Regions from separate parts of the Mus musculus genome. Here regions 1 and 2 are each linked to region 3. A link is a loop called in an ENCODE intact Hi-C map of the cell type or tissue named here. Cell type or tissue: left cerebral cortex. All regions are shown on one strand. Links, peaks and the distances in the headings refer to the core of each region. The heading gives the core; the rest is flanking DNA. Region 1 has its middle 570 kb from the start of Mmut. Region 2 overlaps Opn5 (opsin 5). Region 3 holds the start of Ptchd4 (patched domain containing 4).

The links. A loop is a pair of places that touch in the nucleus more often than their neighbours do. Peaks named below come from ENCODE experiments on the same cell type or tissue, not always from the same donor. Only the 100,000 strongest peaks of a DNase experiment are listed, where the experiment ranks them.
Region 1: a loop joins it to region 3, with 2.2 times the contacts of the local background. A loop is called at or near these places in 3 of 42 quality-filtered maps.
Region 2: it touches region 3 in a loop (5-fold over the local background); 6 of 42 quality-filtered maps call a loop at or near these places.

What each region holds. Positions count from the first base shown.
Region 1 is chr17:41,500,693-41,511,531 of GRCm38, forward strand. No RefSeq gene overlaps it. Among named protein-coding and RNA genes, the nearest start is that of Mmut, 570 kb to the left of the region's middle. In left cerebral cortex, for the core only: a CTCF peak has its summit at 4,486; a DNase peak (open chromatin) is centred at 4,504.
Region 2 is chr17:42,598,672-42,609,510 of GRCm38, forward strand. Opn5 (opsin 5) reads right to left here. Exons shown (of 7, transcript NM_181753.4): 2 at 8,449-8,568. Among named protein-coding and RNA genes, the nearest start is that of Opn5, 7.2 kb to the right of the region's middle. In left cerebral cortex, for the core only: a CTCF peak has its summit at 4,945 (motif pointing left); a DNase peak (open chromatin) is centred at 4,929.
Region 3 is chr17:42,311,088-42,321,926 of GRCm38, forward strand. Ptchd4 (patched domain containing 4) reads left to right here and starts at 5,513. Exons shown (of 3, transcript NM_001355270.1): 1 at 5,513-6,153. The coding sequence starts at 5,554. In left cerebral cortex, for the core only: a CTCF peak has its summit at 4,809 (motif pointing left); DNase peaks (open chromatin) are centred at 4,380, 4,848, 5,117, 5,330 and 2 more places; H3K4me3 peaks cover 1,475 bases; H3K27ac peaks cover 1,813 bases.

The sequences.
Region 1 (10,839 bases), core at 2,968-5,467, 810 kb before region 3:
ATGAAATGACTTCTAAAACCTGTCGTTAGTTTTACATATTCCTTAGCATATGGAGGAGAGCTATTACATTTTTATGGCTTGTAAGGAATACAATGTGTTACCATTATCAACTATTTCACAGGAGGAACCTATGCTTTAAGTTGTTTATTAAGGAAAAAAAATTACAAAAGTTATGAGCATAAAGATCTCAATAATAGGAACCTAGCTTGCTATGTGATAAAGTGGAAAAACTCAATAAGCAAAGGCAGAAAAAAACTTTGCTGTAGAAAGAGTTGCAAGGGGGAAAATAAGAGTTCAGTGAGTGAGCTGGCGAGAGAAGTCAGAAGTTAAAAGCACATCCTGATCTTGCCAAATTTGGTTTTCAGTAACAACATGGAGACAGGTAGTACACAGCATCCTGTAACTCCAGCTGCAGGAGATTCCAAGGCATTTTCTGCCCTCCATAGACATGTGAATATACAATGAAATAAACACAACCATCGTTCTACACTTTTTTTTAAAATAAAAAAGCAATGAATTATTTATATTTGTAGGAAAAACCAAGCCATTTTATGTCCAGCAGAGAATTTGTGAATAGGGTTTATAAAGTGTACTTATACAGTATTTTAAAGTGTTGAAGATGTAGAAAAAATGGACTTTCTTTTATCAAGTAAGAGAAGTCACCCAAGTTTCTTGTTGAATTGAGTTGTCATATGAATGTCTCAAAGAAAGACGAAAGGAAAGAAACATGGACAGAAGAAAAGGGAAGAGGAAGTGTAGACAATTCAATCAGCAGAGAAATAAAATCAAATAACCCATATTTTATGCATGTAAATTCACTAGAATACATATGTATGTAATATTTAATGTTAAATTTATATAATGTTAAATTATACAAATCTAGAAAGATACATCTTGTTACCCTTCAGAGGGGTTGGAAATTTGTAAATGGAAATGACTTGACCCTGAAGGTATAATAAAATGTCGAATGAATCCCTGACCACAGGGATTAGATTTAGTTAGGAAAGGGTTTTAGAAATGCACAGACATGTGCTCCATTATGTTCATAGCAGCCTTATTTGTAATAACCAGAAGTTGGAAAGAACCCAGATGTCCTTCAACAGAGGAATGGATACAGAAAATGTGGTACATTTACACAATAGAGAACTACTCAGCTATTTTCTTTTAAAAAAAAAAAAGTCTTCATGAAATTTTTAGGCAAATGGGTGGAACTAGAAAATATCATATCATCCTGAGTGAGGTAACCCAATCACAAAAGAACAAACATGGTATACACTCATTGATAAGTAGATATTAGCCCAAAAGCTCAGAATACCCAAAGTATAATTCACAGACTACATGAACCTCAAGAAGAAGAAAGGCCAAAGTGTTGGACGTGCTATCCTTCTTAGAAGGGGGAACAAAATATTCACAGGAGGAAATACAGAGTCAAAGTATGGACTGGAACTGAAGGAAACACCATCCAGAGACTGCCCCACCTGGGGATGCATCCCATGTACAGTCACCAAACAAGACACTATTGTGGATGCCAAGGAGTGCTTGCTGACAGGAACCTGATATAGCTGTCTCCTGAGAGGCTATGCCAGAGCCTGACAAATACAGAGGTGGATGCTTGCAACCAACTATTGGACTGAGCACGGGGTTCCCAATGAAGGAGTTAGATAAAGGACTGAAGAAGCTGAAGGGGTTTGCATCCCATAGGAAGAACAACATCAACCAACAGGACCCCAAAGAGCTCTCAGGGACTAAATCACCAACCAAAGAGTACACATGGAGGGAACTATGGCTCCAGCCACATATGTAGCAGAGGATGGCCTTGTCAGTCATCGATGGGAGGAGAGGCCCTTGGTCCTGCGAAGGCTTGATCCCATAGTGTAGAGGAATGTCAGGGCTGGAAGGCAGGAGTGGGTGGTTGGGTTGGAGAACACCCTCATAGAAGCTGGGTAAGGGGATGAGATAGGTAGCTTCCAGAGTGTGTGTGTGTGTGGGGGGGGGGGGGAGACAGGTAAAGGGGATAACATTTGAAATGTAAATAAAGAAAATATCCAATAAAAGAAAAACAAATTAATGAAATATAATTACAATATAGGTCCTCAAATTATTATACTACAACCAATGAAACTATAAGTGTTTCTGAAAGAAAGAAAGAAAGAAAGAAAGAAAGAAAGAAAGAAAGAAAGAAAGAAAGAAAGAAAGAAAGAAAGAAAGAAAGGAAGGAAGGAAGGAAGGAAGGAAGGAAGGAAGGAAGGAAGGAAGGAAGGAAACAAACTCATGGAATCAGAGGTGCCAGCCTCCTCAATGTATTTCTTTATGGAGCAATTGAGATGAAAGGGATGTCTTTTGTAACTTTAAAATGAAGAAATTGAGGAAACAAGGGATAAACATTGACCATTCTCCAAAAATGATGATAATCATAAAATAAGATGCATGAGAATTTCCTAACTTCCTACAAATAGAAATTGAATTAAATGAATTAAAGCTTAGAAGAGCAATAAAATCCAGGGTTATTGAACAACAACAAAAAAATCTAATTTCCACCAAAACTTTACTTTTTTCTATATAGAACTATTTTTGATCATCCAGAAAAATAAGGTATTTCTATCATAGAAAATGACATATCACACAGATATTATCATAGAGAAAATAGTTAAGTTTATTGTTACTTTTTACAATTTTTTATCATTAGCCTTTATACAATTGCATGAATATATATGCTTAAATCTGAAAAATTCCTCGAAAGGAAACAATCTATTTTCTAACTTTATTGATTGCTGCAGCTGTAGCTAAAGAAATAAAACCATTATTAAAGTGTAGTTTTAGGACTCAGAAGAAGAATGCTAAGTCATAAGAAAAGATATCTTAGACACAAAATACAAACTTTGAGGGTCAGTAAAACAATTTCTGCTGAAATGTTCACTACATTATTTGACCCCAGGAAATTAAAAGGAGGCTATATACACCATACATGCTTATAATACTAACACTTGCATATCAAACAACAGATCAAACAGCAGATCAGACAGTATCAGGTATAGTTTTTATTATTGTTATTTTGTTTATATCAAATTCAATAATTTGATTTTATTCATTTTGCAAGGATATGAGAATGTATTCATACTTTATTTAGAAGAGCTTGTCAGCATGTATATATTTTATCATTAATATTAATAAAGAGATACCTACAGAGACTAAACACCAAATAGAGAACATACGTGGAATGGACCTAGACCCTCTGCACATATGTAAGAGTTGTGCAGTTTGGTCTTCATATGGGACCCCTCACAGCAAGAGCAAGAGCTGTTTGTGTCTCTGTTGCTTGCCTTTGGATCCCTTTCCCTTACCTAGGCTCTGGTGCTTATCTACAATAGGAGAAAATATGCCTAGTCCTACTGTAACTTGATATGTCAAGTCTGACATCCATGGTAGGTCTCCCATTTTCTGAGAAGAAGCAGAGGATGGGAGGATCCTATAATCAAGATGTAAATTAAATAAACTGAAATGAAAATTAGATAGATAGATAGATAGATAGATAGATAGATAGATAGATAGATAAAATATCAATATAGAACACATAGTGAATCCTTATTTATTTTAAAAAAACAATAGTTCAAAAGTTTAAGTATCTTAATGAAAATCGTGGAAAATGAAAATACAAATTGAATGTATGTTTCTGTGTTAATTGCTTATAGGCTAATTGCTTCCAGGTTACTTTTATTCCACAGTTCATTTCTGAAGTGCATACTTCTCTGAACTGAATTCTTGTTCCCTTACATCATTCATAATTTTAGAAAACAAAGACAATTAATAGCAATATAACTAAGAAGATGTTAATGGGAATTGTAGCATGCTAACCCACACAGTATTTATGCATTGAATATTATTTTGACCCAAAGTAACAGTAGTGTTTGAGTAAACTAGTCCCTGACGTTGTGTTTTAGATAGTAAATATAAAAAAGCACAACCACTAATTGTAGAAATCATATGGGATTTTAGTTTGAACCTGGAACACTGTGGAATACAGGCTAGCAGCCACACAGACACTGTTGAAAATCTCAGGACTGGTCATTATTCCAAGTTTGGCTTATCACTTTCTTTGCATTGAGCAATCTTTAAGACATTGCTTTAAGAGGCACACCTCCACATACTATCTTTGAATATTCTTCTAAGTTATAGCAACAGGGTAATTTCTAAAATATAATGGAGAAGAGCTAATGACACTAAAATGTACATCTGAGAAATGGGAGCATCCCACATAGTTTACATGCACACACACACACAGACAGACACACACACAGACACACAGACACACACACACTGGCTGTTAGTTCTCAAAAAAGGCAGAAAGTACAGATAGGTTCGGTATTTTAGAATCTTACTATAGTTTCTTATCAAGTCAAGCCAGAGCTATATTTTACTCGATGAAAACATTACTAGTTGATCCTAATTTTATCACACACTATCTTGTCTGCCCCGAATATCCTTAGAAACAGTAGGTGGCTCTGTTGAGCTACTCTTTCTAGAGCTACCACTTGTGGGTGATAGCCCCTGCAAACATCCTAAAGCCAAGTCCATAGTGATACCACATTCACATTGCTGTAGTATTAATGCTGTGTTTTCTCGGGGATTTAGGAAATATAAAAATTTACAGGTTAAATTCTATTAATTATATTTATTTATGCATTTGTTTGTTTAGCTTCCTTCTAGTGTGTGTGTGTGTGTGTGTGTGTGTGTGTGATTGCGCATGCGCATACATGTGCATGCATATGTGTACAAGGAGACTAGAAGTCAGTGTTATGTGTCTTCCTCAATGGTTCTCCACCTTATTTCTTTTGTTTAGATTATTTTTATTTGAAGTTTTTCATTATTTGCCTACATGTATGTCTGTGTACCATGCATGCCATGTATGTGCCTGGTGTACTTAGAGACCAGAAGAGGTTGTTTTATCTCCTAGGAGTGGAATTACCACAAATCTCTGTGTGGGTGCCAGGAATACAAAAATGAACCTGGGTCCTCAGAAATGAGCCTGTGTCCTCTGTGGGTAAAGCAAGTCCTCTTAACAACAGAGCTTTGTATCCAGCACTTCCAGCTAATCTTTTGAGATAGGGTCTCTCTCTCTCTCTCTCTCTCTCTCTCTCTCTCTCTCTCTCTCTCTCTCTCTCTCTCTCTCTCTTTCTCTCTGAACCTGGAGATCACTGTTTGGATAGACAGAATGGGAAATGAGTTCCAGAGATCCCCTCTTTTATATTCTCTATTGCAGAGGTTGTAGGTACATTCCATTGTGCATGGGGTTGTTGTTGCTTTGAGTTTTTAGCTCAGTTCTATGAATTTCATCTCAGGTCCAATGCTTTCAAGCCAAGCACTGACTGAGCCATTGCCCCATCTCCTAGTTCTCTTTTCCACTAAGGAGCACAACTTGTAAATATTTGCCTTCCAGTCTTCCAGAATCAAAAATTATATGCTACATGGTACGCTTAGAATACAAACAAAGAATTTAAAGAGCTTTAGCCTTTAATTGAGATGCCTATTATAAATTGTTTTAGTAATCTATGCTGGCATGTGCAATTGGGTAATACTTTTGGGGTAAAAGTATTAACTTATAAGTTTTCAGACTGAATTTTAATGAGACATTCAATTTTTAAAGTACTGAAAAATTTGAAGACCCTGGAACTTTTACATGTGCAGTGCATATTATAATATCAACATAAAAACTTGGGGACAAATAGGAAAGGAAAGTTTTTGGTTTAATGGAGTGTGTGTGTGTGTGTGTGTGTGTGTGTGTGTGTGTGTGTGTGTGTTTATGCTGTTAAGGCTAGACCTATGATAGTTAACTAAAACATCTGGGAATAAATGACTTAAATACTTGAATTCGGGAATTTATTCCTATTATGTTGGCCTATGACCAGGTATTTGAGGGATTGTCTTAATGGCTGATGTATTTGGGAAAGCCTACTTCATTGTGGGCAATGTCATCCTAAAGCTTGTTAACCTGAGCTATGCCTGAGGACAGCTGCTTTCATAGGCACAACACTTGTTCACCCTGCATCTTCTGTTCCAATCTGATGTCATGGCTGAACTGTGCACACAGAACAGAGATATACCAGTACACAAGATGACCTGTGAATCTAGACTAGGCCCGGAATCCATCTGTACTTGGATAAGAGCACATTAAGATGCCAATAACTCTCAAGACAGACATAGACTTCTAGCTGTTCTTGTGCCAGGAAGTATCCTTGGGATATAGGAAGCTGGAGGCTGGCTGCCTTTGGTATGTACCTTGGAGAACTAGAGGCTGCCTTTGATATGACAGATGTACCTTGGAATAATACTAAAAACTGGTTCCATGAGCTGGTAAATAATGTATTGCAGGATATTGAGGGGCATGAAAGATATGCTACCTGAACAGCTAGAGTCTGAGGACTAGCAATGGCATAATCCCATAGCTCCTATGGTTCTTTAATCACTTGCTCTACCAGGGAACTATTTGTACTTGTACTCACTTTGCTAGTCAGGTTCTTTCTCTGCCACTAAGCTGGGTTTGGGAAAGAAAGTGCTTCCCAGAGGAAGTGCCTGCCCCTTGCTACTGCATCTGTCTGCAGATTGCTCAGTTCCCTTGGTGATCAGCTCTGCCGACTTCATGGCATGAGATACCAGTTGAGATCTTGGGCCTTACCCCTTCCTCCAGATGCCCAGTGGTACCCGTGCCTGTGGTCTGCTCATATGGGAGAAGACCTTCCTTCATTTTTGTCTCTCAGGGTAACTATTCACTGCCTCAGAAAGAGTTCTTTTGCTGGTCACTCAGCTGGTCACTCATGTACCATGAGGAATGATGTCTATTCACTTTGAATTCTGTGCCATTTCCGAGATCAGCCATCTCTTGAAGTCATGTGCCTGCAGCCACATGACCTGTGAACTAGTTATTAAGTTTAGGTTTAACTGTATGAAGTATAGGGTCTGCCTGAGAGATTCTTGTCTCTCCTCAATATTCAGAAGTCTGTACATGGGGACATGTGACTCAGATCATATATCTCTCAGAAGAGCAAAGAGCCAGACATTGGCTCATTAATGTCAGCCTCAGTTTCCCCACCTATGGGTTCTCTCTCTTCACAGGTACTGATAAACCTAGGTGTTAGAGTATTATATTTAATGTGAGGATTTGGTAATGTTCCTGGTTAAATATAAGGTGAGAGAATAAAGGAGGAATGGTTAGGAGAAAGGATGAAAAAAGGAGAGAAAGAAAGGAGGGAAAATGAGAGGGAAGGGGAGAGGGAGGGGAGGTAGTAAGGGAAGAAGGAAGGAAGGAAAGAAGGAAGGAAGAGAGCAATCCACAGGCAGCAGAGAAGTAACAATTTCTCCATGGATACTTTTTCAATTCCTGCATTGAATTCCTGCTATGGTTTCCCTTAATGATGGGTCATATCCCATATGATAAAATAAACCTTCCTTTTCCAAAGTTGTTTTGGGTTGTAGTTTTTATCACAACAATAGAACTCTAATTAGACTATTATACAAAGTCTATTATTTCAATGTATAAAGAGAATATTTCAGAAATGGAAAATTAGCATACATACCTACTTGTATCTTGTGGGTTAAAATGTGCTTAACTTCTAGTTAGATTAAACAACCATAAGGAATACCAAACAAAATGGCTACAACACCTTTTTCTTAATTTTATGTTCATATTATTAATAGTCTTCCCATGTTGAGTTACTTATGTATTTTCAAGGGCTAGGGATATGGCTCAGTCAGTAAGGACGTGGCATGCAAGCATGTAGAATTTAATGAAATTTATAGCATCAACATAAAGGCAGACACTGTGGTATGTACTTCTAATACTGGGAAGATATAGGAGGATTCTCAGGGCTTTCTGGCTAGGTTGTTTGGCTAAAGTGGCAAGTTCTAATTTCAAAGTTGTCTAAAACATGATCCCCTACGCTCCAGCTGCTTTCCTAGAGGCCAAAAGTAGAAAGATTGAAGAGCTTAAAGGGGTCAAAGATATCACAAGAAAAAACACAAAATCAACTAATCTGGGTTCATAGAGGTTCACAGAGACTGAATTGCTAACCATGGAAACTGCTTGGGTCTGACCTAGATCCTCTGCATACATGTTACAGTTGTGAAGCTTGATCTCCTTATCAGACTTCTAACAGTGTAAGTGAGGTATGTCTCTGATTCTGCTGTCTGCTTTTGTGACTTTTTCTTCCTATTGAGTTGCCTTGTCTAGCCTTAATAGGAGAAGGACATGGTTACTCTATACTTGATATGTCATGTTTGATTAATTGCCATGGGAAGCCTGCCGTTTTCTGAAAAGAAAGGGATGAGGAATGGATAGGAGTAGGGGAAGAAGGGAGGTGGAATTTGAAGGACTGGGAGAAAAGGAAGTGAGGGAACTTGGGATATAAAATACACATATATTTAGATAGATAGATAGATAGATAGATAGATAGATAGATATATAGATAGATAAACATACACATACATAGATACACACAATGAGCAAAACTGACTGAAGAAAACAGATAAACTACACATAAGCACAAAAACACAAAAGAACTCAATCCCTGTATACATGTACCCTTGAATATGTACAAGCAAACAAAAATAATAAAATATATTTTATTCACCTTTCCAACTTTGCTATTTTGTAATCATAAATTTCCAATCAAGAATTATTTGCAGTTTTGATACAATTGTGAAAGTTATCAAATTTCACAAAATACAATCCATGCTGGAAATAAATATGTATATGCAAATAAATCATTCCTTCTAGGAAATAATACACACAGATTCACCTGTTGTGAGAGTAATACCAACAGACATGAGTTCTTAATAAAATATCTTCTGGAAAAATCGCCATCCCTGACCTCAAGCTGTACTAAAAAGCAGTAGTAGTAAAGACAGCATGGTATTGGTACAGAGATAGACAGTTTAACCAATGGAATAGAATAGAAGACACATAAATAAACCCACACTCCTATGGACAATTGATCTTTGACAAAGAATTAAAAAAATACAGTAGAAAAAAAGCATCCTTAATAAATGGTACTAGTATAACTGGTGGTCTGCATGTAGAAGAATGAAAATAGACCTATGTTTATTACCACGCAAAAAGCTCAAGTACATGTGGATCAAGAACCTCAACATAAAACCAGATACACTGAATCTAATTGAAAAGAAAGTAGGGAACAGCTTCAAACTCATGGATACAGGGGGAAAGTTCCTAAAAAGAACATCAATGGCTCAGGCTCTAATGGAACCTCATGAAACTGAAAATCTTCTGTAAAACAAAAGACACTATCAGTAGGACAAATCACAACCTACAGATTGGGAAAACAAATCTTCATGAACCCTACATCCCATTAGAAGGAGGCTAATATCTAAAGCATATAAAGAACTCAAGTTGACCTCCAGATAACCAAATAACACAATTTAAAAATGGGGTACAGAGGTAAACATAATTCACAACAGAAGCATCTTAAATGATTGAGAAGCACTTAAAGAAATGTTCAAAGTCCTTAGTCATCAGGGAAATTCAAGTCAAAACAACCTTGAAATTCTACCTTATATCAAACAGAATGGCTAAAATCAAAAGCTCAAGTGACAGCACATGCACTCAAGGATGTAGAGAAAGAGGAACATTCTTTGATTGCTAGTGGGATTGCAAACTGGAACAACAACTCTGGAAATCAATCTGATGGTTCCTTAGAAAGTTGGAAACAGTTCTACCTGATGAGCTAGCTATAATGCTCCTGGGCATTGCCCCAAAGATGCCCCCATCATACCACAAGAATATATGCTTCACTATATTTGTAGCAACCTAATTTGTAATAGTCAGAAGGTGAAAACGACCCAAATGTTCCTCAACCAGAGAATGGATAATGAAAATGTGGTTCATTTATTTTTATTTTATTTTTTTAAACTCCAGATTTTATTCCACTCCTGGTCCACCCTCTGACTGTTCCATATCCCATACATCCTCCCTGACCTCCTGTCTCCACTAGAATGTTCCCACCCACCCCATGGTCCATTTATACAATGGAATACTATTCAGCTTTTTAAAATGAGGACATCATGAATTTTGTAGGCAAATGGATGGAACTAGATAAAATCATCCTGATTGAGGTAACGAAGACCCAAAAGGACATGCATGGTATGTTCTCAATGATAAGAGGATGTTAGCAAAAAGTACAGAATACCTAGGATGCAACCCATAGGCCATAAGAAGTATAACAAGCCCAAAGTTCCAAGTGAGGATGCTTGAGTCCCACTTAGAAGGGTGAACAAAGTAATGAAGGGAGGCAGAGAGAAGGATCTGTGTAGGAAAGAGGAGGAATAAGGGAAATGGGGGACAGAATCATGTATGCGGGGCAGGAGAGAAGCCCAAAGGGCCAGTAGAATGAATGGAAACATGAAGCTTCTGGGGGTGGGCAATAGGGGGACCCTTTAGAAAGTCCCAGAGACCTATAAGGTGTAAGACTCTCAGGACTCAATGTTGGCTGATCTCATAGTGATGGAATGATGGAGCTGAATGAGACAAACACTAGGATGGGATGGGAACTCATCATTCATGTTTTTCCTTCAGACCACAGCCATGGATAAACAATCATGTTTCATAGTGTCTTCCTCTGTCTAAGCATTTCAAGTTACTGGTTTTATCTTACTAAATGAATAACTTTTTATTTTATTCTCAGTTTTTTATGCTGCATATTACTGTTTGTTTCCATCTGTGCTAAACACATTTCACAGCTCCAATCTTTGCCAAAATATTGAAGAATATTACATTTCTGAAGCTACAAATTATGGATTCAGTCTACATATGAGCCAAGCACTGCTCTTTTGTGG
Region 2 (10,839 bases), core at 3,670-6,169, 290 kb after region 3:
GGACCCTTTGTCTCCTGTTGGGTTGCCATTACCCATTACCAATTACTCCACAGATTATGAAAAATAAAATTAAGACTCCTTGTGTGCTCTTGAGACCCTTTGTCTCCTGTTGGGTTGCCTTGTCCAACTTCAGTGTGATGGTTTTTTTGCCTTGTCTTGGTGCATTTTGCTTTGTCATGTTGGGCTGTTGTCTCTTGGAGACCTGCTTCTTTCTGAAGGGAGATGGAAAGGGAGTAGACAGGGGGAGAAGGGAGATGGGAGAGAGCCAGGAGGAATGGACAGAGGGGAAATTGTTTCCAGAATGTATATCAGAGACAAATCTATTTTCAGTTTAAGGATAATAGGTCTTACACCAAAAAAATACTTCAATGCTGGGAATTATAACCTTTATGCATGTCATGCAGTAGCTCCCCAAGTCTGCTGGTACTCCCCCATGTAGTCTCAGGATTAACAAGTAATTATAGTTTTATACTCATTTGTTGTGTTATTACACTATCTAAGCTTTATAGAGTAATGTCAAGTAGATGGATCATAGAAGGCATCCATGTATCGGCCAATTCTAAAAGAAATGTTTCTATTGGCTTCAGCTGATGTTCCAACTAAGTTTGTAGAGTGTTTGCCTGGGGTACCCAAGGTCCTGGTTCAATTTCACGATACACAAGTCAGACATGGCAGCACTAGGCTGCAGCTGTAGGGTTTGGGAAGTAGAGTCTGGAATATCAGAGGTTCAAATCAACCTTTACTTATTAGAGAGTTGGTTGTCATCCTGGGCTACATGAGACTACGACACAGAATGTGTCAAGGCAGCAGAAGAGATTAATGTGGCCTAGAGACAAAAACTAATATCCATGCTAGGTCTCCATCCAAAATGGAGGTTTTGTTTATTTTGTTTTGTCTTGTCTTGTCTTGTCTTGTCTTGTCTTGTCTTGTCTTGTCTTGTCTTGTCTTGTCTTGTTTTGTTTTGTTGGGGGTAGTGAACATCATGTGTGTGTGTGTGTGTGTGTGAGAGAGAGAAAGAGAGAGAGAGAGAGAGAGAGAGACCTTTAAATCTTTTATTATTGAATGTGATAATTTTGCTACTTTTAATCAAAGATACTCCTTCATCATTCTAGCTTGTTAAGAATTTTTTATCCCAAAACACATATTAAGCTTTATTAAAAGGATTCCATTGCACCTTTCATGAATTCTTATACACTGTTCATGAGTTTTCTGTCCTCACTGAATCTGTTAATACAGTCACTCCTGCTGTGAGAGGGTGATATGGTTTCTAACCCCAGGTAAAACATCACATACTCAGAGTTAAGCCCTGAGTAGTGGGACTTGGGAGAAGAAAGCGGGTAGGTCATCTATGCAGAAAGAGAAACCATGCCTTGAATTCAGAACAGGGAGAGTGAAAGGCCACAGAGGTGTGAGTCTCACTCACATTCTCTCAATTTGAACTTAAATGCACACACATTATATACATATACATCATATACATATACTACATATACATATACTGTTTTCAGGATAACAACAGCATTCAAGGACAAGAGAATGAGAGGAATGAAATCTTGGAATTGGAAGGAACTTTTCTAATACAATGATTTTCAAATGCTCCCTTCTTGGGGAGTCTATAAAGCTCTTCTGAAAGCACAAATATTTGTGTGTGTGTGTGTGTGTGTGTGTGTGTGTGTGTGTGTGTGTGTGTGTGTGTGTGTTGTGGGAGGGGTGGGTTTGTGTATATACATGGCTCATATATAAATGTATGTGTGTGTCTGTATAGCAATGGCTTGATATGTATATGTTTGCATGTAGACAAGTACATATGTGAGTGTGTGGAAGGGTGCACTGTCTGTGCACAACTGTGTGTGTGAAGCGAGACTGTCATGGAGAGCCTAACCCTCTTTCCATCAGGAGAAATATCATATCTTATTTATGGCTATTTTATTACATCATTTGATGGTTTTGGTTTTTGTATTTTTATTACTTATGAACAGAGAAGGACCAGTCAAGGCAGATGGAAAATATCAGGAGTGGGGATGAGTGAGGGGAAAGGAGAGAGGGGGGAAGGAAGAGAGAATGAATGAAAAGTATGGAAGCCAGTCCTGCAAGAACACTCGGTACTTTGTACACTTTTGTACTATTAGTAACAAAACTGACCAAAACTATTTGCCAATCACTTTTTAAGCTCTTCCATGTTTAAATTAAAACCACATTCCCATGTTCTCTTGCAATTTTTTCCTCTCTATTCATTCTTTGTCACACATGTTCTGTTGAGTTATGTCTTACTCAGATACGAGATACCCATTTTAATAAACGTAAGATTCAAACACAAGACAGCTATTAGTAAAGGCAAGGTTCAATATACTTGCAACCAGTCTGAGAGAGAAATGGGGAGAGCATGACAGAATGATAAATAGGAATTAGTGGGGTAAAGAAACACAGGATACAGAGATAGACAAGAGTCATTACTTTACATAAGGGAGTGACATTTAGGTAGCATGAGGATCAGTAGCCTGAAAAGCCTTCAGAGCAGAAAAGACAGCAAACCCCAAAGCTTGCAGAAAATCCCCTTGCGTGAAGGCCAAGGCAGCAGAAGAGATTAATGTGACCTAGAGACAAAAACTAATATCCATGCTAGGTCTCCATCCAAAATGGAGGTTTTGTTTATTTTGTTTTGTCTTGTCTTGTCTTGTCTTGTCTTGTCTTGTCTTGTCTTGTCTTGTCTTGTCTTGTTTTGTTGGGGTAGTGAACATCGTGTGTGTGTGTGTGTGTGTGTGTGTGTGTGTGTGTGTGTGTGTGTGTGTGTGTGAGAGAGAGAGAGAGGGGGGGGAGAGAGAGAGTGCACTCATGCACATGTATGTTGGTTTGTTTGAAACAGGGCCTCACGTAGCCCAAACTGGCCTCAAATGTATTCTGTAGCTGAAGAGGGTAACCCTAGGCTACTGCACATCTTGCCTTCACCTCCCAAATGTTGTGATTTTGAGCTCTGGTACTATGTCCAGCCTGGAGTAGAGCCTTTGACAAGGTCATCTACCACAAATATCAATATCTGTGTCTGTCTCTGTCCCTCAGTCTGCCTCCCTCTCCCCCTCCTCTCTTTCACGTAGTAGAATGCTCCTCAGCCTGATAGAGCCACTGCAGTGCAGCTTCGCTGTGTTTTGCTTTGCTTTAGCTATCAGTGTCCAGGACTTCAAACCCCTGGACCTGCTAACACAATTCTCTAACTCTCTATCTTACTCTATCTACTACATGGTCCTGAATAAGAGCCTCTCTCTGTGTTAAGACAACCTACATTAGCTGCATATCTGTGGCATGCCTGATTCTAAAATGTGCTTCTTCCATGTTTAGAATAGAATGCAGCTGGGTCACAAACTTTTGACTGAAAATCTATCCTGTCTACAAGAAATCCAGGGATGGGAGATGGAGCAGAGACTGAGGGAATGGCCAACCAATAACCACCGGCCCAACTTGAGACCCATCCCATGAGCAAGCACCAATCGTTGACACTATTAATGATACTCTGTTATGCTTGCAGACAGGAGCCTAGCATGGCTGTCTTCCAAGAGGTTCCACCCAGCAGCTGACTCAGACGGATGCAGACATTCACAGCTAAACAGTGGATGGAGCTTAGAACTCTTCCCCCCCCCCCTTTTTTTTATTAGATATTTTCTTTGTTTACATTTCAAATGTTATCCCCTTTCCTAGTTTCCCCTTGGAAAATCCCCTATCCTCTCCCCCCTCCCCCTGCTCCCCAACCTACCCACTCATGCTTCCTGGCCCTGGCATTCCCCTATACTGGGGCATAGAACCTTCACAGAACCAAGGGCCTGTCCTCCCATTGATGACCAACTAGGCCATCCTGTGCTACATATGCAGCTAGAGCTAGTCCTTCCATGTGTTTTCTTTGATTGATGGTTTAGTCCCAGGGAGCTCTGGGGGTACTGGTTAGTTCATATTGTTGTTCCTCCTAGGGGACTGCAAACCCTTTCAGCTTCTTGGGTACTTTGTCTAGCTCCTTCATTGGGGACCCTGTGGAGCTTAGAACTCTTATGAAAGAATAGAAAGAAGGATTGAAGACCCAGAAGGGGATGAGAACTCCACAGGAAGACCAACAGAGTCAACTAACCTTAACCCTTTGGGCTCTCAGAGACTGAAACCACCAATCAAAGTGCATACAGGGGCTGGACCTAGGCTTCCCCACACATATGTAACAGATGTACAGCTTGGTTTTCATGGTGGATCCTGAACAACTGGAACGGGGCCTGTCACAAAAGCTGTTGCCTAGATGTAGGATATGTTGTTCTAGCTGTGATGCCTTGTCTGTCCTCAGTGGGAGAGGATGTACCTAGCCTGGAAGACTTGATACCAGGGTAGGAGGATACCCAGGGGCCCCCACCCACACAGAGGAGAAGGGGGAAAGGAATGGGGGAAGGCTTGTGGGAGGGGGTGACTGGGAGGGAGTCAGTGAGAGATTGAGAAGTGAATAAGTAAAAAATAAACGATAAAAATAAAATAAAATAATAAAAAATAAAGAATGCATCTGAGTAAGGGAAGAAGACAAAATTTTTAGGGATGTATTGGAAGAAAGTGTGTTATAGACAGTAAACGTGACCCAGATTTACCAATGAAAGCCCAGGTGGAAGAAAACACCTTCTGGTGAATTCCTCTAAGCGCACTGGCTGGGGAAGGAAGAGTGTGATTTCTGAGATCTCTTGAGCAGACTGGTAAGGCTGAAAGCAGTTTCAATGTCTCAGGCCAATTAAGAGTATTTTTTTAAATTCCGTCTTGTCTGTGTCCGCCTTAAGCAAAAGTCAGCTATTACTCACTGGTGAAGGATGTAGCTGAAATGGCAGGGTTCATAGGGACAGGCATTTTACATGCAGAACCAGGAAGGGAGCCTTAGGCTAGCAGATGGAGAAAAACCGAACCATGCCCGCTGCTCTCCCGCCATCTCGTGGCAAGAGTAGAAATGGCAGGCACTTTGCAGCCTTGCACAAACCGCGTGGGGTTCACACAGGCTTGCAGAGCCTCTTTCCGCTTCTAACATACAAACACATTTAAGCGTTTATGATACTGGAGTCTATCTGTACCCAGTACCGCCTTCTCAAGCAACCTGAAGCAAGCAAACTCTCAAGAAGAGGGCAACATATCTGCTATTTAATATTGCATCGACTCAATAGGTCGAGAATTATTATTAAACTTGGTTTTTGTAAACTAGCAGCAGTAGAAAATTCGATTTAGGAAAAGGCACACTATTTTAAAAGGGAAAGCGAGAAGCTGCTTTTAAAAAAAAGTCTCCAATGCAAAAGCAAACACTTTAACGGCTCGTCCTTCCTCCCTAACAGCCTGAGACTACAGACAGCTAGATAACAGATTTTGAATCCAAATAAAGGTTAGGGTATAGTCAGTCAATCATGGAGCAAGATGACACACACCCAAAATTACTCTTTCTTAAATAAAGTACAGTTAAAGAAAGAATATTATAGCTCCTTTGCTCGGTTATCTGAAATGTCTAAGAAACAAGAGAAAATCCAGAAGTTTTCAATTTGACCCACAGAGTAGCTTATCTGGAAATGCATGAATGCACACTGGTGTGTGTGTGTGTGTGTGTGTGTGTGTGTGTGTGTGTGTGTGTGTGTGTCTGTGTCTGTGTGTCTGTCTGTATCTCTTGAGTGTCTGTGTGAGTGAGTGTGTGTGTGTGTGTGTGTGTGTGTGTGGTGTGTGTGGTGTGTGTGTGTGGTGTGTGCATGTCTGGATGTGTATGCATGTGTGTGTGTGTGTGTGTATCTGTGTGTCTGCCTGTAGCTCTGTGTGTTTCTTTGAGTGAGGTATGTCTGTCTGTCTGTATCTATTGAGTGTGTCTCTGGGTGGGGTGTGTGTGTGTGTGTGTGTGTATCTCCATGTGTCTGTCTGTCTGTCTGTATCTCTGTATTTCTGTGTGTGTCTGTGGGCGAGGTATGTCTGTCTGTCTGTATCTCTTGAGTGTGTGTGTGTGTGTGTGTGTGTGTGTATCTGTGTGTCTGTCTGTAGCTCTGTGTGTTTCTGTGAATGAGGTATGTCTGTCTGTCTGTATCTATTGAGTGTCTCTGTGTGTAGGGTGTGTGTGTGTGTGCACGCACATGTGTTATTTCTGCCTATCTGCATCTCTGTGTATTTCTCTGTATGTGGTATGTCTGTCCGTCTGCATCTCTGTGTGTTTCTGTGGATGTGGAATGTCTGAATTTATGAGTGTCTGTGTGTGTGGTGTGGTGCATGTGCACGTGTGTGCATATGCAAATGTGTAGACTGAATATTAATGTTAGGTGTCTTTCTCAATCGCTTGCCACCTTATTGGGGGCACTAGGGTCTTTCAGTGACGCTGTTGTACTCCACGCCTCACAGTGTTCCTGTCTCCACTTCCCAAGGCTGGGATTACAAGGATGTATTGTCACAGCCATGGATGCTACCTATCCAAATCAGGTCTTCATGCTCACAGCAAGGACTTTATCCACTGAACTTCTCGGGCACGTGAATTAAACTCCCTGATATCAGTACTTTTAAGTGCCTCCTATAATGTCTTTGTGCAGCCAACTTTAAGGACCGTGGTAGAAGCTTGTAGTGAGTTCTTACACTACAATAAAAATCACCGTTGCCCCAGCAACTCTTGTCTTCTCTCAGAGTGACTTGTCATGGTCTTTGGCTAGCATTTCCCCTTCAAGATTCTATCATGTTACATTTTTTTTTCACCAGGTCTCCATGCTGGTGAGAAAGTAGTCACAGAGTGCAAATCAGTGGGCTGTTAGATCCTGAACCCATAGCCCAGTGCACTCTGAAATATGGCAGTATCACGTATTATATGGACAGTATCATGTATTGTCCAAAACTCTGCCCTTAACACTTAGCATTCCTGGGATAGGGCTTAACAGTGGGCTTGGACAATCGCTCCAAGGGTAAAGTGTTTGTCAGATAAGTGTGAGGACCAGAGTTCGGATCTGCAGCACCTATGTAAACCCTGGGTGCCCAGCCCATGGGAAGCAGAGATAGTGGATTTCCTAAGGCAAGCTGGTTAGCTAGAGAAACAAATTGACGAGCTCTGAATTCAAGTGAGAAACCCTGTCTCAGTACACATAGAAGTCAAGAATTAAAAACAGCAATGTTAGCTTCTAGTTTACCTGCACACACATACTCACATGCATACGCACACACACACATACATGAGTACACACACACACATGTATGTGTGCCCACATAAACATGAATATTCATGCACACAAATATACACATGAATATGTAACCACATGAAATTGCCCATATACGTAAATGTGCATACACACGTACATATACAGACATGTATATATTCAAGGAAAAAATAAGTAAGAAATAAAATATTTGACAAAAATGATCTAACCATAGAGCCACATGCCTGTAATCCTACCACTCCGGGGAGGCAAGGGGGTGAACAGTTCAAAGTCAGCCTCACCTACATAGGAAATCAGGGAACAGCCTGGGCTATAGGAGAGCGTGTCTCAAAAGGCCAAAAAGAAAAAGAAAAAGGGGGACAAGAAAGAAACAAGGAAACAGAAAGAAGGAAAGAAACAGAGAAAGAAGGAAAGGAAAATAAAAAATAGAAAACTTCTCTCATACAATATATTTTGATCATTGTTTTTCCAACTCCTCCCAAATACTCTCTACCTCCCTACCCACCAGCTTTTTCTCTCTCTAAAAAGAAGCAAACACAAGCCGGGCATGGTGGCACATGCCTTTAATCCCAGCACTCGGGAGGCAGAGGCAGGCAGATTTCTTAGTTCGAGGCCTGCCTGGCTGAGTGAGTTCCAGGACAGCCAGGGCTACACGGAGAAACCCTGTCTCAAAAAAAAAAAAAAAGAAGAAGAAGAAGAAGAAGAAGAAGAAGAAGAAGAAGAAGAAGAAGAAGAAGAAGAAGAAGAAGAAGAAGAAGACACACGAAAGAAGAATGAAATGAAATGAAAACCAAACAAACAGAAAACCGATAAGACTAAATAAATAAATAAATAAATAAATAAATAAATAAATAAGCTTACCAAAAAACATGGAGTTTGTTTGGCTTTGGCTAACTAACTATTCTTGATCACAGGGCCTGCCCACCCTGGAGTGTGGCACTCCACTGGAGAAAACTTAGTCTTTTCTTTTCCCCTCCAGGTATCAATTTGAAATAGCTTTGGGGAGGGGGGGGCTGTCCCAGTTTTCTAGGGAGAAGCCCCATGCCTAACCAAAAATGATAAACAACCTCTTAATAAATATGTTATTAAATAAAATTAAATATATTAATAAGTAAAAAAGAATGTTAGCTGATCTCTTTAGCAGATGTTTTATTGACTGGCTACAAACACTGCAAAGATGCTTTGGGAAGAAGCAGGAGGTAAGAAAGTGAGCTCTGAGCCAGTGAGGGATTTAGAATGGCTAATACCTTAAACCCACAAAGAAGGAGCAGCGTGGCTGAATTACCTGATATCCCCAGATCACAGACTGCTAAATTGATAGTCATTATTTCCGCAGGTCTCAGCTTCTTCTTGCGTCTAGAAGACATATAAAGGACATACCCATTTCCAAATGTAGAGAGAATCCCTACAAAGAAGAATAAAATGTCCCATCATTAAAGTGAGCATGAGCATTCATTTGCAGATGAAACACTTCACATTAAAAAACAAAAAAACAATGAACTCCACGGATTTAGAGGGTAATGACAGGACACTAGATAAAAATCTAAGTTGAGAAGATGAAATAAAAGCATGGATTGTGAGTGACAGGCAAGGGATGGGTCGCCTCAGAAGGGGTAGGAATGGGGAATTACAGGACTGAACTTACCCAGACAAGGGAACCACTAGCTTCTCGGTTAGGCTCAGGATGATGTGGGAATCCCAATGGTCAGTTCTTGTACCGGCCCCCAGGGCAGAGTGTTTTCCTCGCCATTTTTATAAAGTATTGGCTTTATATGACTCCCTCCCTTGAATAAGTGGAATCAACCCCTTAGCTTTTTATAAAAATCTTGAAGATAAAGTCAACCAAGAGAGGTGACTTCAGTGCCCCTGTGGGCTCACATAGGAGCACTGGCATGTGGGAGAGGTGTGGTCAGAGGTGGCTTCCTTGCAAGGAAGGGGTCATGTCCTCAACACAGGCCCCAGGACTTAGATTCCTGCGGTGGAATGGACCCTCACTATCTGGACCATGGATGCCTTCAGCTACCCCTGGACTAGCTGTCAAGGGTAAGTGTGTAACCACTGACAACATTCCCCTCCCACCAAGGAGAGAGAAAGTGACCCTCAACCCACCAGACCTGACAACAACGACATACATGTGTTCCCAAGTTTGAATGTTCTTTTATTAATGGCAAGTTGGTTTTGGATATTACAATGAAACTGTTCACAAGTTCTTACAAGCCCAGTTTTTAAAAATCCAAAAATTAGACCCATTATCTACTGACTGTATTTAAGAAAAGAATACACCTACTTCCATAGCTTAACATGTAGAGTAGATTTCCTCAGGAATTCTTGCTTCATAGTGTAGCTGTGTATAAATGAGAATCTGGTACAGCTGCCTTCAGTGGTAAGGAATAAGGAAAGTATTAACAGGAGAGACCCAGCGTTTTCTGTTTAAATTTCTACTTTACTTCCTCCACCACAATTCATTTGAGGGGGCAAGGGGAAAAAAAAAATGTGTGTCTCTGCTGATGGCATAAAACCACCGGATCTGACTGCATGGTGCTTTTTAGGGAATGCTGACTCTCTGGAGCCAAAGATGCTTAATGGTCCATGAAAGCCTCTTTAGCTTTCTTAAAGCAAATGGGGGAGGGGAGACTGAAGGGATTGTGCAGTCCTAGAGCAGAGGGGATAAAAGGCAACTCCTAATAAGAAGCCATCTAGCAAGGCACACTGGGAAAGAAAAGTGCAAAAAACGCAGCTCAAAAATAGTAAAACAAATTCCATCTTTGTCATAGCCAAAAAAAAAGGGGGGGGGGAACAGTTAAGTATTCGCATGCAGTCAATCCAGAAAGTTCCTCTAACACCCTTTGCCTGCCAGCATCTCTTGAGATTATTTCTTACTCTCATTTTCTTAAACTTTTTACTAACCCTATTTCATAGGGTTTCACCCAGTGCCCGTCATGATTTTAAAAATAGTGAACTCTATTAATGCTATGCTCAGTTGTTTCCGTGAGCAACCTTGTCTGCAGATGAGCATAATGAGACATCAGATTTATTTTTAAGACTAAGGAAAACAAAATTATGAAGATAGAGACTAGGGGGTGGTCTTTTTTTTTTTTTTTTTTTTTTTTTTTTTTGGATCATCAAAATCCTGTACCTTTTGTGTATAGACGGGCTGAAAAGCCTTCCTCTTAGGCAGTTAGTAAAACAGGTTTTAACATGGAGAGAAGAGAGTGGCAAACGGGCCTCACATTTATTTCTCCTGCATATCAATCTGGGGTTTCTATTCTCATTCTTCAGTTTCCCCGAAGATTCCTAGTATTTAACAAAGATGACCAAGAATGTTGCTTTGTCCACTCGGGCTCCTTAAAAAGGATCTAAACAAGTGACAAGCAGACATGGGTCTAGAAAGAGTATAAGCCCCTCCATTCTCATCCAAACCCACCCTTCCTCACTCACCCCAAATGATTTTTCTGTGACTTCAATTCACCTAGTACTCCCTTAGCTTGGGGACTTCCTTTCCAACACCTAAGTTTTAAGCTCCACTCCAGCACTTAAGTCTGATCTTGACTCCCTTGCACTCAACATGCATGAAATGAGAACTTTTCTCATTTCCCACCAACACTGCTGCACTCTCTTGCTAAAAATCCTTCAAAGTAGGAAGGGAATGGGCTAATCGTTCTCCCACGGTTAGATC
Region 3 (10,839 bases), core at 3,594-6,093:
TTACACAGCAGGGAGTTGGGGTGGACAAGACAAGAGAATATAGAAAAGATGTTAAGAGACTTTGCTACTTGGCCCTTGCATTCATTGCCTGTTTTGAGACCCATAGCTACACTATATCAGAAAGCTTCCCAAAGGAGATTAGGTGCTAGTCTGAGCAACATACCAAAAGAGATACTTGCCACTCTACCCAAGCCATCACACTTCTCTGGTGTGTTCCTCCAGGCTTGTGTCCCTTTCATCTACTTGGCTAGGAAATGACCTTGAACATCACTAGTTGAAAGCAAATGAGCATAGAAGCACACAGCCAACCAAAAATACCCACAGTAAATATTAACTTCTAGCACCATATAAAACTCTGCTTCGTAACAGATGAGATTTGGAGGCTTCTTATAATTGCTACGGTTACAGGATTAGCTCAGCAGACCTGCAGCATTCTGGTGAGTGTTCACCCTGAGTAAGTGGGTTAATGGGATTCCATTGACAATTAAGGAAAAGTGAGCTCTGAGAATCGGGTATCTCACCTAGAATAATCAGGGAGTGAGCTCTGGAAACACTCTGTATCCCCTGGTGGTCTTTCCACAAAGAAGCCACCACATAGATTCCAATTTGGCTCCAAGTCTTAAAAACTGATATTGACCAACACATTAAAAAAAATGAAGGCTGTGTGACTTAAACATGATTGATTATTGTGTTGTTACTAATATGCCCCTAAACAAAACTGCTTTTAGTTTTCTGCTAAGATTTATTTTTACAACATGCTTCTAAATTTTTTTTCATGTGACTGATGTCTTGGTGAAGATTAGTTTTCTATAGGTTGATCATTTGTAACATTCTTCCTACTTAGCATACAATTCGTCTTTCTAATAAATTCCTACTACTTCTTATTGTTAGGTTCTCAAACGTATCAAAATTAGGGAAAACTAGGCTCTTTATTCTTCTTGTAATCATTGTCTCCTAATAAGAATTGATACATTTTATCTTATTTTTTAAAAAAGAAATTTGAAAATCACCTCAAAAGCCAGGTTTTTCACTGTGGAATTCAAGTTACAAATTAGCAAGAATGATGGACTACAGTGAGCTGTTGGGCACTATATTATGTCAGGATGCATCAATGTAAGCTCTTTTGTGTTAATATAAACTATTATTTTAACATAGTAACAAAGGACATACATGTAGGATGTGTATATACACATATTCATCTCTGTCTACTGAGAAAGGCTAAAAATAATGGTAGTCAGAAAGCAAACAACCAATCCTTTGTTTCTGGTGTGATTCTTTTTTTTTTTTCCATTTTTTATTAGGTGTTTAGCTCATTTACATTTCCAATGCTATACCAAAAGTAATACAAACAAAACAAAAAATATTCAAGACCTCTTGAAAAGGTATCTAACTTTAGGACCAGCCATGAAGACGTAAGGTGAGGCTGGAACATCTTGTAAAATTATAAAGTAATGCATGCTTTTCTGAAAGAGAGAAAAAGGACACCCCATAAGAATAGGGTATGTCAAGTTAGGCGTGGTCACGCATGCCTTTAATCCCAGCACTCGGGAGGCAGAGCCAGGCAGATTTCTGAGTTTGAGGCCAGCCTGGTATACAAAGTGAGTTCCAGGACAGCCAGGGCTATACAGAGAAACCCTGTCTCGGGAAAAAAAAAAAAAAAAAAAAAAAAAAAAAAGAATAGGGTATGTCAAATGGATACAAGAGTCAAGGGACCAACTGAAAGTATGGTCAAGAGCTAACCTCAGAATAATTCAAACAATCAAACTGTCTATAATTATAATGCAAAGTTTGAAGAAATATCTATAGTTTTTATTGAAGTAAATAGAATAGTAATGTAAAATAGACCTGTATCCTACACAGAAGAATTTCAAAGGATTTGCAGACCCAACATCAAGGCAGAAAGAGGCAGAACTAGCTCTCTAGTGTAGATGGATGTAGGAATTTCCCTCTTAAAATATAGTATGGAATATGGTTTGTTTCACAATGAAGAAAGCTGATAAACATGGCTTCAGGTCAGGCAAGCAGTTGGGTTCACATTAAGAGTCACACTGATAGAACACACCCTTGACGTGATACAAACTGGCATTTTACCACTGTGTTCTTACTTCATTAAACATCTTTTCCTGAGAAAAATACCTCATAATTCCAATTAGGGAAAAATTCTAAAAGGACCCCATAAATTCGCCTCAAAATATTCCAGGAGACCAATCAAAAGCAAGGACTCTCTGAGACACTGTCACAACAAAAGGAGGCCAAAGGAAACATGACCACTAAGTATAATGTGGATTTGCTGATGGGATCCTGGGACAGAAAAGGAGTATGAGTTAGGAACTGAAGAGATATAAATGTGTGTTTATTCAATTAATAATGAATCAAAGTTGGTTCAGTTGTCATATCAAATATGCTGTACTAATGTGTTAATCATGGAAGAAGTTATACAATGGTTAGATTCAATGTCCTGTACTTTCTAAAACTTTCTACAAAATGTCTAAAATTAAGCCATTTTAATTTTGTCACTATCAGTTTGATCATCAAATTATAAATAGAGGCTTTGTAATGCCACTTTTATGTTTCATCTGTGCATGTGCCTTTATCTTTTCAGGTGACTTCATACTGTAAATAATTTTCACTTAGAGGGAAAATGTATTTCCATGAATTATAATTCTACATGATGGGTATCTATAAGTCATTCGATTTAGCAAGCCATTATACTTTATATTTTTAGTCAGTTATATACTGTAATCTTTTCCACCCTAATTATGATGAATCTATTAGGCATGGAAATTAAGGAACTGCAAAGAAAAAGCTGGGATGAAATAATTATGACACACTTGTGTATTGTGAGAAGTGATGTGGATGTCCACTGTTGGGAACAGGACAATTATGATTCACCAAAACAGAAAATACCCAGATACTAGTCCCAGCTTCAATAATGACTCTCAGTGTCACCTGGAAGTCCCCTAATCTCCCTACTCTCTAGGGTCCTTGTTGACAAAATTGAATAGGGAACTTATTCAACAGAGCCCATTCCCAAGTCTTATTGTTGTATTTTTAAAACAGTTTCTTAGAAGATTTCATACAAAGAATATAAGTATATTTAATATAATAAAGATACTGAAGAAAATTAATATTTGAATACATATTATTTAAGATTTGTTTATTTTAGTGTATATGAGTGAATATTCATGTGTGTATATACAGGCATGTGCACCAATTGCATACCTGGTGCCTGTAGAGGTCAGAGGAGAATAGTAGCTTCCATGGAACCAGAATTAGGATGGATGGGAGCCACAAGATGGGTGCTGGAAACCGAACCCAGGTCTTCTGCAATAACAAAAGCTCTTAGCCCCTGAACTATCTCTCCAACCCTGCTATAAAGACCAAAGTTTTGGACCCTATAGCACCAATGGAACACATTTGAAATGGTATTATAATCTGATAGTTGAAAAGAAAAAAAAAAAAAGGCTTCACACTGGAGGAGAAAGAGTGTGGCAAACATATTGAGTTCAGCTGAGCCTGGGTGGCTGACTAACAGTAGAATGACCTTCCTAGAAAATTTGAAAGGCCTTAGATGTGAAAAAGGTTGTAGCTTAGACTGGCTGCTAAGCCACCAAGGATATTTCAGAAACTATTTCCCTATAGAGATATCAAGATCGTTTTTGGTTTTATAAAACTGGAATCTTTATGTAATCTTATTTACACAATCCTATAGATTCTGCTCCATAAATGGTATCTCTACTCCTAAACTAGGCTTTTTTTGTTTTGTTTTGTTTTATTTGTGCCATAGCTGAGGGATCACTTCTAATAAAGAAAAATAAATGAATAAATAAAGTATCTCCTTGTAAGATGAGCCCGTTAGCTGTTTGTGTGCTGGGATGTGCGTCCCTCTAAGCATCTAATGGAAAATGGGTCCCTGGTTGTTACTAAGAAAGTGAATACAAAGCATCCATTGAGACTCTGTCTTCTTTATGGAAGTCATTCTGAACTGGGAAAATGAGTTCACAATCAAATTGCACAATTTGTTCTCAGGATTTCTTCGTCTCCTTTTTGTCTACTTTGCTTTGTATTTTTTTCCCACACAGGAAATTATGAATACCCCAGCAGGTTTAAAATTGCACACGCATGTTTGAAATCGATCTGGTCTGCTGGTGGGAGTTCCTGGCCTGCACACTTTGGGGCATGTGGGAGTTTTCTTTCTCTATGGTGGACACTGACTTGTTTTCTGCCAGATCTGCAGTATGTTGCCCCCCTGCTTACCTAGCTCCCTTTCTTTGGGCAAAACTGTCCACTGTGTCTGACAGAAGAGAATTAGCCTCAACTCTATGTCCTGAAGTGTCTGTGGTACGTGGACAGGGGTGTGGTAGGAGTTGAGCAGGGAGCGAGGGAATGGAGCAGGGGATGAGATACAGAGAGGAGGCGGAAGCCAGTGTTAGGTCCTGAATCCTCAAAGAACATGTGTGTAACACTTAGGAAGAAGCCACATTGCCTGGCACAAACACACACACACACACACACACACACACACACACACACACACACACACACACAAACACCAACCAAGTGTTTCCTTCCCAACCTCCAGAGCAAGAAAGCAATCCAGAGAGACCCAGGCTCCAGTGTAGTCTGGGATCTCTGGCAGGCCTCAGCTCAGGGGACCAGTGTGTGGCCAGGCAGCCTGGAAAGTGTTGCAAGGAAAGCCCTCGCATGCTTTGTGGAATGTTAAAAATGCAGCATCATCCTCTCTGCTCCCTTTTCTTTGGCCAAAAGACAGAATTCGAGGGCACGGGGCATTAAGAGGAGCTTGAAATCTGCCCCCTGGAGGAGGCGTGGAGCCACTCCCTCCTAGGTTCTGATGGCCCCTGCTCCAATGGGCCAGCAGCGCCTTCACCCTTTACGTCTCCCATTCATTCCAGCCCGGAGGACAAGGAAAACAAAACTCTAAAAATAACTGTCAGCATCTTAAAAAGAGAAAAGCTTTGCTGCCACCACCACTACCCCCCTTCTTCTACTCCCGCCCTCTCTCCGCGCCACGGGGCACATGTCTGCTTCTTACAACACCGCGAGGCACATGGTCCCAGTTAGACACCGAACCCCATCGAGACCGAGAGGAAATCCACATCTGTGGGACGCTCGGCACAGAACCGCCACCTCCAGCGAGGGAAGCCGGGGGACTGCAGCAGCGACATGAAAAAGGGCTAGAGCGAGTGGACGCGGCTCATGCGGTGAGAGGCAGCGCGCGCGGCCAGCCAGGGCGCGGGGAGGCCGGGGACACCGGGGGAGGGAGGGCGCCACTCCCCGCAGCGCCCGCCGTCCGGCCCCCACGCGCGCTCCCGAGACTTGCCGGCCTTGCTGCAACTTGCTGCAGTGTTTGAAAGAGTAGTAAGAGCGCATGGAGGTGGGGCCCGGGGAAGACCGGGCGGAGCGGTTGCGGGGTGTGCGCGGGGAGGGGGCGGGGAGGAGGCGGCAGCAGAGGGGGGTGACGGAGGGGGTGTTGATCCCTTGAGGGAATGGGATGGGGGAGAGAGGGGTAGCCCCAGCGCTTACACATGTCACATGTGCTTTTTAAGACGGCCGGGAGCGCCTGCGAGCTGGATCTGGTGGAGGATGCTGCGGCAGGTGCTTCGCAGAGGGCTCCAGTCATTCTGCCACAGGCTGGGCTTATGCGTGAGCCGGCACCCGGTCTTTTTCCTCACCGTGCCGGCAGTCCTGACCATCACCTTCGGCCTCAGCGCGCTCAACCGCTTCCAGACCGAGGGCGACCTGGAGCGCCTGGTTGCTCCCAGCCACAGCCTGGCCAAGATCGAGCGCAGCCTAGCCAGCAGCCTTTTCCCCCTGGACCAGTCCAAAAGCCAGCTCTATTCGGACTTACACACCCCTGGGAGGTATGGCAGGGTGATCCTCCTCTCCTCACCCGGGGACAATATTTTGCTCCAGGCTGAGGGGATTCTGCAGACCCACCGAGCCGTGATGGAAATGAAGGTGAACCACAAGGGCTATAATTATACTTTTTCCCATCTGTGTGTGTTGAGAAATCAGGATAAGAAATGCGTGCTGGATGATATTATTTCAGTGCTAGAGGATCTCAGGCAGGCTGCCGTCTCCAATAAGACAACAGCCAGGGTGCAAGTAAGGTATCCCAACACTAAATTAAAGGTATGCTCTTCCTGCATGCTTCAGCCACTTAAAAGAGGCGGCACTTCATTTCTTGCCCTAAACAAGCAAAGAAAATGCAGAGGTCTCATCCTTAAGACTCAGAAGCTAAGGCTTCTTTCATTTCTGGAGGGGTGGAACGGACATGATGGGCAACTGAGCAAAGAAAATGGGCAATGAATAGCATAACTAGATAAGAAGAAATTCAAAGCCAAATCAAATGCCAAAAAAAAAAGAAAAAAAAGAAAAAAAAAAGAAAAAGAAAAAGAAAAGTTTCTGAGACCCTGCAGTTACATCTTTGTTCAGGGTTAATAAATCTGTGGATGGAAGGGGGAGGGGGGGTCCTGAACAACTGGGGGATTTCTTTTCATATCGGGGCTCAATGTATTTCTTATTACTGATTACACATCCACCTGGTATCATCTCCACCTTTTTGCATCTTCAGCCTGGCTTGATTTTTGACTGGGACGGTCATGGAATTTTGCTGCCCTATGGTTATGTCTGTGGGTTATGAATGTGTCAGGGATTCCAGGAACTCTCTCTCTCTGTGTGTGTGTGTGTGTGTGTGTGTGTGTGTGTGTGTGTGTGCATAGCAAAGGCAGTGAGGGTTTTCTATGAATCTGAAGAGGGATACCTGTTTAATGGATACTTTAGTTTACTTAGTATGCCCTTCCTTTCCCATGAAACATCCCAAACCCAAAGAAGATCGATTATAGCTAAGCTGCCAAGTAACAGAAAGGAAGGGGGAAAAAAGTCCACAAGCAGCAGAAAGTACAAGGTATTTCAACATTACATGGAGTTTGCAGTTTGGCCTCTCAAGTACAAATTTGACACGTGATGAGATTCCCAAACTCATTCTACACTGTCAGTTCTGGAATGGTACAGCCAATGAGGCACGCAGTCTGCAGGTGACTGAAGTGCCAGGGACAAATGTGACTTCCAAAAGACTCACTGCGCCATTTGTGTGCTTGACTCTGTGTGTACTCAGAAGCTATCCTTCCAAGAACTCTCAAGACAGGTGTTTCTCAAGAAGAACATTGTGTGTGTGTGTGTGTGTGTGTGTGTGTGTGTGTGTGTGTGTGTGTTGGGGGGTGTGTACTCCTTTATAACAGAACAGGAAAGGCCACCATAGAATATAAAAAGGCACCTTTATTGATTTAACAGGTCACCAGTATATAAAAGTCCAAATAACTTCTTCGGGACTTTTAAGAGACATATCTCATTTCCTGACATAAGTGACAATTTAGTAGTTAGTAACCAGTGAAAAACCTTGCCTCGTGTGAGCTTGGCACTTTGGTTGCAGTGATCCAGTTGCTGACATTGGTCTTAGCTGGATCCAGCTGAGCTGCCCTCTGAGGTCTGGGGCAAACAGACAGATGAATCGTTAGCTTAACCTGACTGAATGAGGGGCTTGCCTGCTTTGTGCGTACTGATGGAGCATGTTGGGTATCTGAGGTTGGGCAGCATGCTTTCCATTTTCCCAGTCCATTGCCATCACCATTACCGCTTGCTAAGGAAAGGATGTGGTGGAGAGGTAGTCTTTCTCCCCTGTAGTTCTAACCCAGTTCTTCCTAGTGTCAGTCACGCACAAAAAGATTTGCCGCTGCGTGGTACTCAGTTTGTTTTCCCTGTTGAGTCAAGTTTGCAGGTCATTAATGTGCATCGTTAGTGGGATCTCAATTGCTTTTATTCAGCAGTACTCTCCAAGGGGAAGAGCGTCATCCAATCAGCTGTGGACATTTTGTTTGAGGGGCGATATCATTTTGACATTCGTAATACAAATCTCTGTGGTATAGTCCTTTCATTCACCTCATAGTTATTAGCTGTGCCCGTATGATGTACTGTGTAGTCTTCTAGGTTTGAAACACTCAACATGCAAGATAAATGTTCTTACAGTGAGTTTCAAGGTAGGAGATGTCAGCATTTTCATCCACCAAGGAGGGTAACCTGCCAGCAGAGGCTCTGCAACTGTTGAGTGCTTGAACTGACACCACGCTGGCCTCGAATGCGTCTTCCACCTACAACCTCCTGACTGACTGGTTGGTTGATAGACAATTAGGCAGGACTCTATGAGTAATCATAAAGGAATGACGTAATTCATTACAAAGTTTGCTGAGTAATAGAATTAGTCTGCTACCCATAGAAGGAACAGAGCTGGTACATATGGACTGGCATTCTTATTGATCAATATCCCACCATGAGTCTTTCCTCAAATGTGCTGGTTTGAATCTAACTTCATGGCTTCAGTGGCGGTGGGGTTTTTAAGCTATATTGGGGTTTCTGAGAACAACAAACCCTCTCAAGGTTAGACACAATCTTGCGGGTACTCTTGCAGTATAAAATGTAATTTCAAAAGTACCACAGAAACCTAAAATTCTGCCACAGAGACTCTGGGTATCTCAGGTACAGAATTTTCTAGCAAAGAACAAAATGAGATGGACTTTTTTTGTTTGTTTGTTTGGGTGTTGTATTCAAATGACTTTCCTTCGTGCGTAGTAATATCTGTCAGGGTATATTTCCATAATGTTGGTACTCAAAAGTGTGATCAGTATTATTATTAAGGATGAGAGAGGAAATTTCATATGTAGATTTTAGCTCCTTAATTCTTTTTATTCTGCTCTATTTAACCAGTATCCCCACCTCTGCCCAATATGAACAACTTCTGTGCTGGGACAATCCAACAGAGAAAAATCACAAGTTTAATGCGATAGCAAAATAGTACTACTGAACACTGTGAATTGGGATTGTCAATCACTTAGCTTGAAAGGAGCAGTATGTGGGGCCTGAGAGATGGCATGAGGATAAGTCAGCACTGACTGACAGAGAGAAGTGGTTAAGGACCCCAGTTAGAATGAGCAAAGTATAAAAACAGCTGGCTCGTCCTGAACTCAGAAAGGTTTAGATCTGGTGAACATAATAATGCTGATGATGTGATCCAGACCAACTGGGGTCACATAAAATTGGCCAAAATGGAAAAACCCACCTAAGAGATTAAACGTACCCAATGTAAGCAAAGCACCACTTGGCCCAGAATATTCCAGAGGTGATCGCCTTGACCCAGGCTTTCAAAATGTATGCATAAAAAGTTGTAAAGTCAGAAACACACTCTGCCTTTTTATTATGAATTCTACAATCTTTACTTAGTACTGAGCATTATGGCAGAGCCTCAAAAGATTACAAGGACCATGTATTATTTCTTTTGTGCAATCCTTTTCTCTTCTCCCAATGTTGATACATCTATAAAGACAATATTTACGGCAAATACTTATTGGCTATTTTCCTAAACAATTGATGCATTCATTCAATGTCACAAAATTATTTTTAATCTTTGTGGCATGCTTCCACTTCTCTAAGGTGTTTTTACCTCAATAATTGAAATATTGTTATCTTTAACACAAACATATACACACACGTATATATGAGCATAAACAACTACATTAGGTAAAGTAGAACAATGCGACCAGACTGAGTTTTTAAGTAAAATTATTGCTTATTTTCAGACAATACTGTTTTTTAAGAAAGAAATGGATACTCAGGATCTGTACTTAGGGGCTGTTCTAGATTTTAGCAAATGGTTCCATTATCATGTGAGTACCTTGGGTGGTTACTGATAATATTTCCCTGCTTCTTGGACAAGTCATTTTAATTTCACCTTTTAACCTGTGGAAGTGGAAATTCCCACTTAGTACAAATTCCTGACAATAAAAGCAGATGTAGTATAGATACAGCAGGTAAAGTGGTCCTAGATCCCAGCTACTTCCCCACAATTAGAAAGGAGTAACACGGGTTGGATGTCTCTGAAGCATATCTTTCCAATTATGTTACACTAACTTCCACACATCTGGGCACATCTTAAAAGCAGTATTATGTCAGTGTACCACGTTTAGAAATAGGAGAAAGCTAGGCATTCATGATAGTTAATAGAAGACAGTGCTTCTTAAGTATATTGTCCATTTTTGGAAGATATTACAGTTAATTATATCATTCTGATCTCGGTGGAAGGGGAACTTGAGCCAACTGGAAAAGCTGTGGTCAGCATTTTTGAATTCTACTCTTAATTCATTCTAAGATCTCATATATATATATATATATATATATATATATATATATATAATGTATATATTATGTATATATGTGTCTATACACACACATATATATATTCATATATTCTGATTTATCTTTCTAATTCTGCCTTTCAATGGGAGAGAAATTTCAGATATCCTGAACATTATATTTGTGTGGTAAAGGTTTCCAGTTGTTATCTTCACAGTGTGTCATTTACTTTATATAAATGTATAAATTGCATTCCCATTTCACAGGGAAAGACCAAGCTGCTTCAATGATTTCTTTGAGCTCTTCAAACTAATGTATATATTCAGAGTCAGAATTAAACCTAGGTCTGTCTGACTCCAAAGCCTAAATACAAAGTGCTATAGCTCTTCTCCACCCCCTCCTTCTTATATTGCACTTTATAACAATTAATATTAGCCTTTCTTACAAAAGAAGGATCAGGAGGAGGAAGACCAGGAGGAGGAGGACCAGGAGGAGGAGGAGGAGGACCAGGAGGAGGAGAAGGAGGAGGAGAGGCAGACTTTTGGAGCAATTTTTAAACCATTTCCCTTGCAGGCTGGGAATGACTGGCTCATAAAAAGATGGCAAGGTGAAACTTCAGTCAGGGCAAACACCTGC